2 separate regions of the Homo sapiens genome follow, and region 2 is linked to region 1. The links are chromatin loops, found by intact Hi-C in ENCODE. Cell type or tissue: dorsolateral prefrontal cortex. All regions are shown on one strand.

What was found. Peaks named below come from ENCODE experiments on the same cell type or tissue, not always from the same donor. Only the 100,000 strongest peaks of a DNase experiment are listed, where the experiment ranks them.
Region 2: it touches region 1 in a loop (14-fold over the local background); 92 of 110 quality-filtered maps call a loop at or near these places.

The regions. Positions count from the first base shown.
Region 1 is chr4:82,264,619-82,272,618 of GRCh38, forward strand. All of the region lies in intron 1 of LOC105377308 (a long non-coding RNA gene), which reads right to left. Among named protein-coding and RNA genes, the nearest start is that of HNRNPD, 110 kb to the right of the region's middle. In dorsolateral prefrontal cortex, CTCF peaks have their summits at 4,150 (motif pointing left) and 4,352; a DNase peak (open chromatin) is centred at 4,163; H3K27ac peaks cover 796 bases.
Region 2 is chr4:81,402,438-81,410,437 of GRCh38, forward strand. No RefSeq gene overlaps it. Among named protein-coding and RNA genes, the nearest start is that of RASGEF1B, 65 kb to the right of the region's middle. In dorsolateral prefrontal cortex, CTCF peaks have their summits at 3,621 and 3,877; DNase peaks (open chromatin) are centred at 3,538 and 4,244; H3K4me3 peaks cover 779 bases.

The DNA of each region.
Region 1 (8,000 bases):
TTGGGAGGCCAAGGGGGGCAGATCACCTGAGGTCAGGAGTTCAAGACCAGCCTGGCCAACATGGTGAAACCCCATCTCTACAAAAATACAAAAACTAGCTGGGCATAATGGCGGGTGCCTGTGATCCCAGCTACTCAGGAGGCTGAGGCAGAAGAATCGCTTGAACCCGGGAGATGGAGGTTGCAGTGAGCCAAGATCGCGCCATTGCACTCCAGCCTGGGCAACAGAGTGAGACTATATTTCAAAAAAAAAACACATTAAAAATAAAAAAATATAATAATATAATGTTACAACTCTTACAATCAGATCCCTCCCTCCTCATCTACAGGAATTGTTGTTGTTTGTTTTAGTGACTATTCAGAACTAATTCTGTAAAGTCTGTATTCATTGCCATGTTCCTGTCTCTACTTGGTTAACTTTTGACAAGCTAATGATTAAACAGAGATTTCCTTACATCTGGAACCAATACATCTCCCAGAGTTTTCTGAGTGACTTTGTATGGGTACTAGTGCACACCTTTAAAACTAGAAAATCTTACAACTCCACCTTAGCCTTCACTTCCTGCTTGTACAGAATCTCAAGATAAACCAGAGTTGAGAGCTTAGCTTAGAGTCTTCTCAATTCTTTTCTAAGCGTGCTTACAGCCCTTTCATGTAAATGACCTTCCAGATACCAGGAATATATTAAAGCTTTGCAAAGCCCCTATGCATATTTCATTCTCCAGTTAGTCCTTTTAAGCTTTTTGTTAGTCTATTTTGCCCCAGTTATTGTCCATCACCTCAGGCAACTTTGTAGGCAAAGTTAAAACACTTGCCTACAATTGTCTTTTACAATGCCCCCTAGGACAGAAAGGGACTTAACACTGAGTGAGTTCTCAGTCAGCCTTATAGGTGGGGTCTTCTAGGGAACCATCAGACAAGTTGGATGACAATTCTTAGAGCACAAGGCTTGGAAAGAGTTATAGACCCACTCTGGTGGCTGCCCCCAAAAATATGGGTTGTTACTTTTTAAGGCTATTGCATAGCTGGAAAGTAGAAGGTGGGACTAGGGTTAGTTCAACCACTGTGGAAGACAGTGTGGCAATTCCTCAAGGATCTAGAACTGGAAATACCATTTGACCCAGCAATCCCATTACTGGGTATATACCCAAAGGATTATAAATCATGCTGCTATAAAGACACATGCACATGTATGTTTATTGTGGCATTATTCACAATAGCAAAGACTTGGAACCAACCCAAATGGATTAAGAAAATGTGGCACATAAACACCACGGAATACTATGCAGCCATAAAAAATGATGAGTTCATGTCCTTTGTAGGGACAGGGATGAAGTTGGAAACCATCATTCTGAGCAAACTATTGCAAGGACAGAAAAACAAACACCGCATGTTCTCACTCATAGGTGGGAATTGAACAATGAGAACACTTGGACACAGGGTAGGGAACATCACACACCAGAGCCTGTTGTGGGGTGGAGGAAGTGGGGAGGGATAGCATTAGGAGATATACCTAATGTAAATGATGAGTTAATGGGTGCAGCACACCAACATAGCACATGTATACATATGTAACAAACCTGCACGTTGTGCACATGTGCCCTAGAACTTAAAGTATAATAAAAAAAAATGCCACAGACTTCACTGTTCTTACTGAGATGCAGCCATTTTTCTTAAATAAATGTTCCCTGGTTTGCTACAAGCTGTTAGTTAATTTCTGGAGTTCTGAAAATGTTAATTCTGAATAATTTTGCCAGTTTTTTCATTTCTCTTATGGAAGGGAAAATTTTGAGAGGTCCTTACTCAGCCATTTTTGCTGACATTCTCCCACAATGTTTTTTAAGACAAAAATAATCCAAATCGTGGCTAAGTACAAAAGCACTAGTAGCTAGATATCAGCATCATGGAAATGGAGGGCTACAGGTTGCGAAATAATGAAGACATAACAAAGAGCCCATGTCTTCTGTGAAATTGCCCCATAAGGCCCATTCAGAATATCCATGAATTTCCAATACCTCTTCATCCTCTTTTAATTAAACCTACTATTCCTTAAAAACCAGCACCCCAAGATAAATGAGAATAAGCTAATTCAGTCTTATTGATTCCCTGTTTTGTTTAATTACTAGAGTTCTGATTTGTTTAATTGCTAGAGATTGCTTTCTACTATTTTTACTGCAAATGTGCCTTGACTTAGCTACAATATTGCTGCAGAGAAATGTGCTCTACATTCCAAACAATCAACTTTACAAACTTTTGAAACCAAATAAATTTGATAACAAAGAATCAGCTGTATGCAATTAATGACAGAAGCCAATAATGTAAAAATTAGGTGATGTAGGCTTGTAGATTACCAGAGACCTCAGATGGAAGTAAGACTTAAGCTAGATGTTGAAAGATGGAGAAAGAATTAGGAGAACATGGGAAAGATTGTATAACCACAAGCTTCCAGTCTGTCACTGGCATAATATAATCTCAGGTAAGTGAGTAAACTAAATTGGCTATGGTAGTGATTAACATGGGGAGGAGAAGAAGGTTAAAGTAAGGAAAACACTGGAGTTGGAGAATGCAATAGAAAACCTTAAACAACATGTAGAGAATTTGGGTTTTGTTTGTTTGTTTGTTTGTTTGTTTGTTTTTGAGATAGGGTCTCATTATGTTGCCCAGGCTGATCTTGAACTCCTGGGCTCAAGTGATCCTCCCACCTCAGCCTCCCAAAGTGCTGGGATTATAGGCATGAGCCACCATGCCCAGCCATGTAGAGAATTTTTGACTCAACTTGTAGAACAATGGTTTACAATTGCTTTCTCTCCTCCAATACACCTGAGAGATGCAATCATTTCCAGTAATAGCAGTGGCTCACTATTCAAAAGGTCCTCAACTATGAGGAAGAGATAGTAAGAATGTTATTGAAATAACTGAGAGGAAGAGATTTCAAAAAGCCCCACTCAGGATTCTGATATGCCTCCCTTCACCATCCTACCCCTCCACACCTCCCTGGGAATGAAAAGCCACGGGAGACCTTAGAAGACAGTGCCCTTTTGAAAGTGTTACGACTGTATTTCATGGTTTAATGACCTAATTTCCTAAACATTAGGCAAATCTGTTTCAACACTTTCCAAAATGTAATTCATAGTATACTCATCTCGTAAGATACCATCTATTAAAAATTAAGCCAGACATGACGACATGCACCTATAGTCCAAACTACTCAAAAAACTAAGGTGGGAGAATTGCTTGAGCACTGGAGTTCAGGTGTGGGCAAGATAGTGAGACCTTGTCTCTAAAATAAAATAAAATAAAATAAATTCAGTCCACATAAGCTGGGAAAGCCCACATAGCATAGCCCCTTCTATCAGAATTTCACCAACTATATTAACATGCCTAATGAAGGACCTAAGGACTCCCACAGTAAAGAAAACTGTTTAATTTTTTCAATCCACACACACATTTGATGACAAATCTTATTCTTACAGAATACCTATTAACACTCTAGTATTGCACAGGAAAAGCTGAGAAACTCCAGTCTACATTGGCTTCTTTGTGACCGGGGACATGTCACATGTGGTTCTGTGCTTGCCTCAGATCTGCTTATGCAAGACAATATAACAGGAAGTGGTATTCCTTCCTCTCTCCAGAAACCCCACTCCCTACAGCACTCCCCTGGCCAGGCTTCATTTGCCTCTTTAAATCCTAGTGCAGAGATGAGCTAAGCCCAGTCCTCTCTCCCATCCTTCAGGTCCCCACTTGGCTTTATTCAGTACAGATGTGTGATCAAGGCTCCTGGGTTCCTCAGTGTTTTTCTGGGAATCTCACCAATACTTACCCGCTGCATCTGAGCTAAGTAACTGAGCTGGCCCAAAAAGAAACCAGCGTGGAGAACATGATGGCACTTGTGGGTCTTCTTGTGTAATTAACTAAAGGACAGGAATGGGCTGTGGAAAGCTGCAGTGCAGGGGACAAAAGATAAGAACAAGCCTGTCTGAGCCTGAATGAGTTACAAAAGAGAGCAAGGCAGACAAGAATGAAGATGAGAAATGACCTTCTTCCCAGCTCTCATTTCCTTCCTCTGTAAAATCCCTGAGTGTCCTCTTCAATTCTTCCCTAGCACAACTGTAGGCTGCTTTCTCCCTCAACGCTGTGCTCTGTGCTCCCTCTGCTGGCTCTCACATGCCAGCTACATTTAAAACAACCACAGGATAGTACAATGCCCACATTTGGGTGGCCTTCAGCAATGTTTCCCACTTGTACATGCTGTCTTAAATTTGGCTATACTTCTTAGCAAAAAATGAAAATTCAACCTCTTTTGTATTATAAAAAAAAAGTGGAGACAGGAAGGGAATGATTAAATAAATTATTGTACTTCATACTATGAAATGCAGCCACTTAATTTGTGTCCACAACTGTGTGAGGTACTGAGGATAAAAAGATTTGGTAATACATGGTCCCCGCTCTCAGGAAATTTACAAGCTAGTGAGGGGAGACTGACATATAACACACTTTTCAAAACGAAGAATTTTAGAAAATTCCTATAACATATGCCTTAAATGATGACTCAAACATGTCCTCTAAACGTATAAAGAGGTACCTCACACAGTCCAGGCTGGACTTTCTTAAATATTCATCTTGGGCTCGGTGCAGTGGCTCACGCCTATAATCCCAGCACTCGAGGCTGAGGCAGTTCGAGCTTGAGCTGAGGAGTTCGAGACCAGTCTGGGCAACATGGTGAAACCCCGTCTCTACAAAAAAAAAAAATACCCCAAAAATTGGCCAGGCATGGTGGCACATGCCTGTAGTCCCAGCTACTCAGGAGGCTGAGGCAGGAGAATCGCTTGAACCAGGGAGGCAGAGGTTGCAGTGAGCTGAGATCGCACCACTGCACTCCAGCCTGGGTGACAGACACCTCATCGAAAGAAAGAGAGACACAGAGAGAGAGAGAACTAATGGCTTTGTGTGAATGTTTTCACCATGATTTAGGCAAAGAACAGAAGCCCATCATGTTGAGTTTCACAATTGGTAGCTGGTGCAGAAGGTTCAGGTAGCAAATGACTGTTTTTGGATTTGGGATATATGGTATTTCTGAAGGTCAAAGGAAATATTTGATACAACCACTCTGTAATCACAGGTTTGTAGTGTTCCTGACCAGCCCATCTCACACGCACCCTTCCCCACACACACACCCAACACTTCAAATAACTCTTTTTATAGATTTTTTATTATTTATATTAATATACCTTCCATAAAGTTTTGTAAATATAGACCCAGGTGTGGGTCGGGTGCCGTGGCTCATGCTTGTAATCCCAGCCCTCTGGGAGGCTGAGGCAGGAGGACTGCTTGAGCCCAGGAGTTCAAGGCCAGCCTGGGCAACAGGATGAAATCCTATCTCTACAAAAAGAATACAAAAATTAGCCAGACATGATGGTGCACGCCTGTAATCCCAGCACTTTGGGAGGCCGAGGCGGGCGCATTACTTGAGGTCAGGAGTTTGAGACAAGCCTGACCAACATGGCGAAACCCCGTCTCTACTAAAAATACAAAGAATTATCCTGGTGGGATGGTGCATGCCTGTAATCCCAGCTACTTGGGAGACTGAGGTGAGAGGATCGCTTGAGCCCAAGAGGAGAAGTTGCAGTGAGCCGAGATCGTGCCACTGCACTCCAGCCTGGGCGATAGAGTGAGACTTGGTCTCAAAAAAAAAAAAAAAAGAAAAGGAAGAAATTAAAAAAAAAATGTAATGTGCATCTTAATGGATAGATTTGGTTACATGAAAATATGAAACCATCATGATCATAACTGCCATCTGTTACGGCTACCCCCATTATGGACACCTACTAAGGGCCAGTCACTATATGCTTTATGCTTTATATGCCTTAGCTCATTTTATGAATTAGGCACAGAGATGAGCCTAAGGAACAAAGTGTAGTTCAGAGATGCAAAGTAAGGATTCAAATCCAGGTATGCTTGATGCCAAAGTCCCTTCAGTGTCTTCTTACTACGCTACCTTGAATCATTATCCAGTTTCCACAAATACTGTTACCTGAGGTTTCCTCCACTGGTTGCTAAGCATAGTGGAAAAGACTAATATGACAGTCAGCAATAGTATCCTATGTCATGTTCATGCTGAGCAAAGCTCTTTGAGCTCTATGGGAAGCCGCTGGCCTTAAGGAAATTAAAATATAATGGAGCACGGACTATATGCAAATAATTAAATATAGCTAATAGATTTTCTACATGCCAAAATTAGCCAGTTTGAAAACCTTATGGAGAACAAATTCCATTAACAAGAACAGCCAAAATATCCCAGAATAAATGTAACAAAAATTTGTCAAGCCTTTATGAAAAAGATCATAGGAAGTCAGTAGAATAAACAGAAAGACAACTCATGTTTCTAGATGGGAAGACTCAATGACTGAATATTGTAAATATATTAATTATCTCCAAATTGTTAAATGTAAAGTCATTTAAGCTACAATTACCGAATCATTGTGATATTAGCACAGAAATGAGCACAGAAATCAACCCTAAAGTCCAATGAACAATATATATATATAGAACAATATACAATATATATAAAGTCATATATATATATAAAGTCATATATATATATGGGACTTTAACCTACGGTAAAAGTGGCATTTCAAATTACTGTGGAAGCCAGATGCAGTGGTTCATGCCTATAATTTCAGCTAGTTGGGAGGCTGAGATGGAAGGATGGAGCCAGGAGTTCGAGGCTGTAGTGAGTGATGATAACCCCACTGCACTGCAGCCTGGGTGATAAGAGTGAGACCCCATCCCTCAAAAAAAAAAAATGAGTGGGGAAAGGATATTCAGTAAGTCTTATAAAATAGTTGGCAGTAGGATTCTGTGGCAAGATGGCCAAATAGGAACAGCTCCGGTCTGCAGCTCCCAGTGAGATCAACACAGAAGGCAGGTGATTTCTGCATTTCCAACTGAGGTACCTGGTTCATCTCATTGGGACTGGTTGGACAGTGGGTGCAGCCCACAGAGGGTGAGCCAAAGCACAGTGGGGCATCGCCTCACCCGGGAAGTGCAAGGGATCGGGGAATTTTCTCCCCCACCTAAAGGAAGCCGTGAGGGACTGAGCCTGAGGAACGCCGGCACAGATACTATGCTTGTCCCACTGTTTTCACAACCTGCAAACCAGGAGATTCCCTCCGGTGCCCACCCCACGAGGGCCCTGGGTTTCAAGCACAAAACTGGGTGGCCATTTGGGCAGACACCGAACTAGCTACAGGAGTTCTTTTTTTCCATACCCCAGTGTTACCTGGAATGCTAGAAAGACAGAACCGCTGACTCCACTGGAAAGGGGTGCTGAAGCCAGGGAGCCAAGTGATCTGGCTAAACAGGCCCCACTCCCACGGAGCCCAGCAAACTAAGATCCACGGGCTTGAAATTCTCGCCGCTAGCACAGCAGCAGTCTGAGATCAACCTGGGATGTTCCAGCTTGGTGAGGGGAGGGGTGCCTGCCATTGCTGAGGCTTGAGTAGGTGGTTTTACACTCACAGTGTAAACAAAGCTGCTGGGAAGTTCAAACTGGGTGGAGCCCACAGCAGCTCAGCAAGGCTGCTGTGGCCAGACTGCCAGATTTCCCTTCTCTGAGCAGGGCATCTCTGAAAAAAAGGCAGCAGACCCAGTCAGGGACTTATAGATAAAACCCCCATCTCCCTGGGGACAGAGCACCTGGGGAAAGGGGCAGCTGTGGGCAAAGCTTCAGCAGACTTAAACGTCCCTGCCTGATGGCTCTGAAGAGAGCAGCGGACCTCTCAGCAGAGCGTTCAAGCTCTGCTAAGGGTCAGACTGCCTCCTCAAGTACGTCCCTGACCCCCATGTATCCTGACTGGGGGACACCTCCCAGTAGGGGCCGACAGACACCTCACACAGGAGAGCACTGGCTGGCATCTGACAGGTGCCCCTCTGGAACAAAGCTTCCAGAGGAAAGATCATGCGGCAAAATTTGCTGTTCTGCAGCCTCCGCTGTTGATA
Region 2 (8,000 bases), 860 kb before region 1:
GGAGAGCCCACAGTTGAGGAATATGCAAGGCAGAAGGAGGGGAGAGAGGAAACAGAGAAGGGAGAGAGGAAACAATGAGTTAAAATTCAGATGCCAAAGGCCCCCAGCAGATGACACAGGACAGCGATGCAGGGGTCAGAGAGGGAGTGGTGAGGACTGCAGGGAAATGGAGAACACAAGCCCCACCAACTCAGCCCAACGTCCCTTTATCAAGAGAGACTGTGGGCTTGGGGTTGCTAGATCTTCTGATTTTTCTCAAAATCAGTTTGAAATCCAAACTTTTATGTGAATTTTTCCAGTTTCTAAATATTAGCAAAACATTGTTCATCATAAAAAAAAAAAAAACAACTGCAGGGCAGTGTTGACCCAAGGGCCACCAGTGTGTAACTCTGTGGTAAGCCAAGAAAGGGTGAAGGAAGGGGCAGACACCTGTCAGATGGGAATGGACTGATTTGATTTCCGCAAAGCAGAAGGGTGGCTAAAGAACAAGAATAAAGAGAGAGAGTTGGAAAAAGGAAGGAAGGAGGGAAGGAAGGAAGGAAGGAAGGAAGGAAGGAAGGAAGGAAGGAAGGAAGGAAGGAAGGAAGGAAAGAAGGAAGGAAGGAAGGAAGGAAGGAAAGAAATCCAAGCAGGACAAAAGATAATCAGAGTGCTGCGGTGGTGGCTGGGACATGGGTGTTGGAGCCTGGCAATGCTAGTTTGAATGCCAGCTTTTGCTGGGCATGCTACTTGACCTCTGTGGGCTTCCACTTTCTGGTCTGAGAGCAGGGGAATGATGCTTTCTTTGCATGGTTGGTGAGATGATTAGATGAGATATGCTATATGGGCATGGCTGGCACACACTCAATGCTTCGTAGATGTTGGGCTATGTTTCATTTTTTCCTTTGGTAGATGGGACAGTTGGGTCCCAAGAGGACCAAATTCTTACACTCTGGGAAGCCATTTAGCAGACCTCAAACATTTTGAGGGATTACAAATCTTTTTAAAAACTCTATGAAATACGTGGACTTTCTCCTCAGAAATATAGACATAGCAAAACACATACACAGGCACATACACATACACATAGAGTTTACATACCATTTCAGAAGATCACAGGTCCTCTGAAACCCAGCCATGAACTCCAGGTCAGGATCGCTGGCTTACAGTAATTCTGCTCCAGTACACTGGAAAAGAGTAAGCACATGGCAACTGGTCTCTCGTGTTCATGACAACAGATCCTGACCCAGATTATGGGATTAAAATCTGGGGCATGTGTGAGCATATGTGTTACATGTGCCTTGCTAGTGCAGGCTGACTTGTCCTGGCCCCAGCATCCTAGGAAGGAAACTGCGCATACCTCCTGCTTAAACGATCCACATCTGATCCACATCTGATTGATTCTGGTTTCCAGGAAGCCAGAAGACCATAGGCTGCAGAGATGGAATTGAGTGGGAGGCAAACTGCATTTGCCACTAAGTGATAGCGATCTGAGGAATGCTTCCCTACGTGACTTGTGAGTGACGGAGACAAGAGGGGTTACTGGGCCCAAGGGTGGGCACGCTGTGATATTTGGAATATCATTCAGGGAGAAACCAGGAAACTGAGGCAGTAATGGAGACTAGGTTTCCCTGAGGAGGAGACCACCTCTCCCTGAAGGCCATGCCCTCTATGTACTAACAAAACACTACCATGTAACAGTTGACAAAGCAGGACCACGACATCCACTCGCCTTGCCCAGAGAATGCTTTAACCTTTGTGAAGTAATTTTCTGAGACTTCAGATATCCCACCTAAGCACATTCCTTATCTCACAGAAATTGCTATACTTGATACAGAAATGGCTTTAACATGTAATTGCTTTTTCTTCTGTATTTACCTATAACTCAAGACTAAGGCTTTCTATTTTCTACACGTTCCATATATACATATGAAAAGTCTATGATTGTATAGTTCTTAGATGTTGTCAGTTGAAGAGAAGCAAGGCCAAAAATCACAAGGAGGAAAGATACTGTGAAAATGGAAGTGGGGGTGGATCTAAGGAGATCCCAGGCTGATGGAAGAAGCACTGGCCTCCTCTGCTGGATGTTTGGGAGAGGTGGAGAGGGGACATCTCCCAGAACCTCCAGAGCCCTTCAATACCCGCCAGGGCTGATGTGGGGAAGTGTGTTTCTCCTTAACTACCTAAGGATGAAAGAAGGCAGCACTTGAGACCTGTGGGAAATGAGGGCAATCTTTTGGGAAATTTCAGTCCTGGAGGGATTTCTAGGTTTTCAGTTCAGGGGTTATCATTTTTAGAGGTGTTAACTTTAGAAAATTGAAATCAATGGCCCTGTTTCTTATTCGTTGTCAAAAACTAAAATTTCATGTGAGATATTTTTCCAGTTTGACAATCTATTGCTCCCTTTACCACTGTAAAGAAACAGGAGGAAAAGTAATATGTAAGCAGGGGTTCCATATTCTTCTAAAGTAGATAAGGTTTGGACTGTGTCCCTGGCCTCTTTATGGGAAATCTGTGTTTTGTGGATCTCGCGGCCTCACCTGCATTCAGGATCTGCCTTGTGTGTATGAGGAGCACCAAAGGAAGTGGCGACCTACAAAACGCAGCCTGCAGGGAGGAAGTAGAAGTGGAGGATTTAAACAGGAGCTGAGTTAGACGAATCTTCAATTTGACCAAACTTCTTAATTGGGCTCAAAAAACTAGAAATTGTCAGAGAGAGGGATGAGGAGGATTCAAGGTCTAGAAAAGTATGTTCCTTTACAAAAATAAAAATGTATTTTTGCTGCTCTGCATTTTATGGACTGCCATGACTATGAAACAGCACAAGTCCAGGCACGGTGGGTCACACCTATAATCCTAGCACTTGGGAGGCCAAGGTGGGTGGTTTGTCTGAGCCTAGGAGTTTGAGACCAACCTGGATAACATGGCAAAAACCTGCCTTTACAAAAAATACAAAAAAATTAGCTGTACATGGTGGCATGCACCTGTAGCCCCAGCTGCTCTGGAGGCTGAGGTGGGAGGATCGCTTGTGCCCGGGGCGATTGAGGCTGCAGTGAGCTGAGATCACACCCCTGCACTCCAGCCTGGATGACAGAGTGAGATCCCTTCTTAAAAAAAAAAAAGAAAGAAAAGAGAAAGAGAAAGAAAAAGAAAAAGGAAAAGAAAGAAAGAAGGAAAGAAAGTAAAGAAAAAGAAGAGGAAAAATAGCACAGCAGCCACACACACTTTAGTGTAAAAAAAGAGGCAAATAATAAAGGAAAATAATACTTCTTTTGTTCTATACGTGTTATTATGCCCATTTGCACATTTTCCAGATAAGGAAACTAACAAATTACCCAAAGTCACACAGAAGTGAACAAAGAACAATTGAAAAGTAATGTATGCCATTTGCCTACAAAAAAAGGGAGGACAGAAATATTAAAGATTAATTCTTCTGGCTTGACAATTTTACTCAGGGATAAATTCCTACTTAAAAGAGTACAAGTTTCTCTTCACAAAGTTAATACGTGATTTCTCACTTGCTCTCGGGACTTCTTTTCACATCTCCCACAAGGTGGCAGCATTTCTCCAATGATATAACCATCATCAACTAGGGCTACAGGGATTGCACAATAGAGCCAGGAGTAGAAATCAGGAGAATAATTAATATAGAACTTATAAATACAGAAAAGGTTACAAAATTGTGATAGTACCCTAATTAAATAAAGGCTTTTAAACCCAGTAATTACTTTGAAGGTTAGTATCTTCCAGCCTCCCTGCCGCTTAGAAAAATATTCATATTAAATTCTTTTAGCGCTATCCTTGTTTCCACCACTTGATGGCAATAAAGACCCCTTAAATACTGAATGTTCATTTTTCTTTTTGGAAAGTTGGAAGGTCTGTTTGAAAAATTCAGCAGTCTACTCCTTTATCCATACTTTCCAGTTTCATCCTGTTCAAGATGCTGAGTGTTCTTCTGGAAGTAGAATGCCCCAACCATTCCCTGGGTCGATCGCCTTTGCAGGAATTCACGGAATGATACTTTCTCCTTGATTTTTCTAATAAATTTAGTAATTTTCTACCGCCAATCCCCACCCGTCCACAATAAACTAAAACTTCTCGGATTTTTTTCTTAAAATAGCTCCGAACTACCAACTCATTGCTGTTTGGCCCTATCCCATCCACACAGGTAACTCCTATGACCTGTATCTATAGTCCACCGCAGGTTTTGAGACACTGACACTTTGTAAAATACAGCTCCAGCTGGGCGCGCTGGCTCATGCCTGTAATCCCAGCACTTCAGGAGGCCGAGGCGGGCAGATCACCTAAGGTCAGGAGTTCAAGACCTGACCTACATGGCGAAACCCGGTATCTACTAAAAATACAAAAATTAGCCGGGCATGGTGGTGGACACCTGTAATCCCAACTACCTGAGAGGCTGAGGCAGGAGAATCGCTTGAACCCGGGAGGCAGAGGTTACAGTGAGCTGAGATCACGCCATTTCTCTCCAGCCTGGGCGACAGAGCAAGACTCTGTCTCAAAAATAAATAAATAAATAAATAAATAAATAAATAATAAATAAATAAAATACAACTCCAAACTGATTGTCTCTAGTGGAGCAAGCAGCACCGAAATGATTCCTTGAAGATGAGACTCTGTCCTGGCATTCTGTGTGACACCGGCTTTTAGACTGCAGCTAAGAACCTAGCACAATGCCATCACTCAATATGAGTTTATTGAATAAATGCGTGATTGGGAAATTATTATTTAATCCTTAGTGTCAGTGATGTCGATGGTAAATTTCCTGAGAAAAGGGACACTTTCAGTACCACTGTTTAGAAATGGGCTTACCACTGCCCCATTGATCTCGGAAGATGATGATAGGAGGGGTGAGTCAGTATCACATAGGAGAAAGGGAGAATTTGTAAGTGATGGGGAGTCAATGACACAACTCTTGGTGTGCTTTCAGAGTAGTGGTGATAGACTGCACTGACCCATGCTTACTCTCTAGGCTGGTATGCCTCCTCCAGGATCAACAGTAGCCTTGAATGCCATGTCAAGGCTGCTGTGGATTTTTTTTTCCTTATACATCAAGATGCTATCTATTGCTTTGGCCTTTTTAGCAATAATTTTTTGGCTTTTGTTGGAAAGTAACAATAAAGATGATTCAGGAAGGCCACTCAGGCAATGAAGGAAAGGAAAGGATAGAGGCTGGGGCCCATGAGGTGTGAATGGGGAAAGCTGAAGAGCTGGTTCCTTTGTAGCTCCTTAAGTACTTAAAGTTTACTGAAGAAAGGGATGGAGGATGGATGGATGGATGGATGGATGGATGGATGGATGGATGGATGGATGCGAGTTGTCCTAAGAAATGAAGTAGTCTTCATTAAATCATTTCGATTTCTACTTATTTGGGGGAATTTTCTGTGATGGTAATTCAGGATGCTCTATTTATTTTGTCTACTGTGTTACTGTACAGATTGTATCTTTGTGCCGAGTGAAGCAATTTGACTTCTTGGCATTCACATCATACACGCTTGGTGTTTGTAGACAGTTATCATATCATTAGTCATTGCCTAGTTAATTCTGCTTTCATGTTTCTACATAAATGAATCCCTCCCACTCCCTCAGTAATGTCTGTCCTTACTCTCTGATCTTCTTCCAGTATTTCTATCTCCTTCAGGCCCCTGAGCATCTCACTGACAACCTATTGTTTCAGGTAAAATACCAGAGTTATCCAGAAGAAAAAAAAATGTGCTGTGTGGATTCAGGGAAGAGTTAACACTTTTCGTATAGTTCCAAAGTCAAAATCAGAAACAAAGAAACTTCATAACTGGCTCCCATATTTGTATAAGATGTCCAAACTGTTTTTTTAGTACTTGACTATTTGCTAGTTACACCCATAACAGAAATTTTGAAAGTATGCCTCTACAATATATTATAGTACATTTAATGCCTTTCTCCCCCATAATACTGAACAGGGACCATAACTTTTTGTAAAAGGACTTGCAGAAAGATCCAAGGAGAGGGGAGGAAATGGGATGGCGATCACAGGAAGAGGCCTTAAGCTTGGACAGGAAGAGACTGCCCTCTGAGAGCCCTGGGAAATAGCCACGGTGGGGGCGGACAGAGATAAGGTGGAAAGAAGGGCGGGGAGTAGATGGAGGCAGACGGAAGATGAGTTGATTTACCATTGTTGACATCAATTTTCTTCATGAATAAGGAAGCGAGATTGTTGGCTGAGAGTGAGTAGCAATGAGGTTGGGAAGAGTTGAAGAAAGTGAACGCTGGAACAGCCATGGGCAGAGGGAAGAATTTAGGACCTAACTGAAACTGGAATCCCTCCCTTTGGAGTGGATTTAATCTGAAATTCCAGTGGGTTTTTTTTTCCAGCATGCCAACTATATTATCAATACGTATTCATTTTGTTAAATATTCTCGGTCCTCCTCTCTTCTCCATCCTACTACTCTCTTGCTACAGGTTTCATTTTTTGTTTGCTCCTGATTTATTATTACCTCCAGTCTCACCTTGCCAGTCCTTCTTCCTCTAGCTGCTGGAGTGACAATTTTCACAACCAAATATTACAGCCAATGCCGTCATCCACCAGTTAAACCCAGCTGAGCACAGACACATGAACAAGCCTAGTATAGACCAGGAGATGAGGCTGGAGAGCGAGCAAGTTAGAGCTTACAGGGCCTTGGATTTCACTGGGAGTGAGAAGAATTGACCAGCTGAGTTCATCCCAAAGTACTAACTCACAGGTACATGAGCTAAACTATTAAGTTTTGAGGCTGGGACTAAGTTGAGGGAGGTGAAGCACCTAGGGTGCAAAATTCAAGGAGGCCTCATTTGCACTTCCATGACATAAGAGTAAGTGTCTCTTTAAACTGCATGCCCCTGTTGTTACACTCACCTCACTGGCCTCACCCTACTCACTTACCACTTGCATGGCCCTGTGAAGTTGGTTCCACAGCCATGGATGACTGATACAAGGATTTTCTTGACCTGGCTCCAGAAAAGCTTATTCTGGTCAATCATGGCACATGGACTATGGCCACTACTTCCTTTCTCCCTTTAATCTCCCCGTTATACCCAATAACATATTAATCTATATTCCCAGTGACAGCTGATGGCCAAGGAGGCCCACAGTTTTTCAGCAAATTAAGAAATGTGCTGATACAAAATATTCTGCTCCTACTAGGTCAGTGATGGTTTGCTAGGTCAACCTCAGATTTTGAATCAGAAAAGGTGAGAAAAAAATCTTCAGAGAACTAAAATAACCCATTGGTCCTCCACTGAGATACCTACAGCACCTAGACCCTGAATCACCATCCAGAAAAGCCTCCATGAAGCATCGATGTACTGTAGATTTTTCCATAAGATTTCTATGGGATTCCTGTCTCTCTTGAGACAGCCTACTGAAGGAGTTTTTCCTGGGTACCACAAAAGTCGACCACTTTAGGTCTTTAGCCTTTTTCTTCCTATTCACCCTATTATTCCAGTAAAATTGCACTTATCCCTCTAAGCACACATCATATTCCACGCCCTTGCTTGACTGATTCTTTTGCTGAAGACTTCTCTTTCTTTCTCCTCTTTCTTTCTTTCTCTTCTTTCTTTCTTCTTTCTCTCCTTCCTTCCTTCCTTGTTCTTTCCTTCCTTCCTTTTCTTTTCTTCTTTCTTTTCTCTTTTCTTTTCTTTTTCTTTCAAGACAGGGTTTCGCTTTCCACCCAGGCTGGAGACCAGTGGTGTAATCATAGCTCACTACCTCCTGGGCTCAGGAGATACCCCCACCTCAGCTTCCCGAGTAGCAGGGACCACAGTTGCATGCCACTACACCTGCCTAATTTTTGTATTTTTTTTTAAGAAACAGAGTCTTGCCATGTTGCCCAGGCTAATCTTCAGCTCCTGGCTCAAGCAATCATCCCACCTTAGCCTCTCAAAGTGCTGAGATTAGAGGCATGCACCACCGCACCCAGCCAAGACCCTCTTTTTCATGTCCCCAGTAAAGGACACTGATGGTGCTTTTACCAGATCTCTTTAAGCA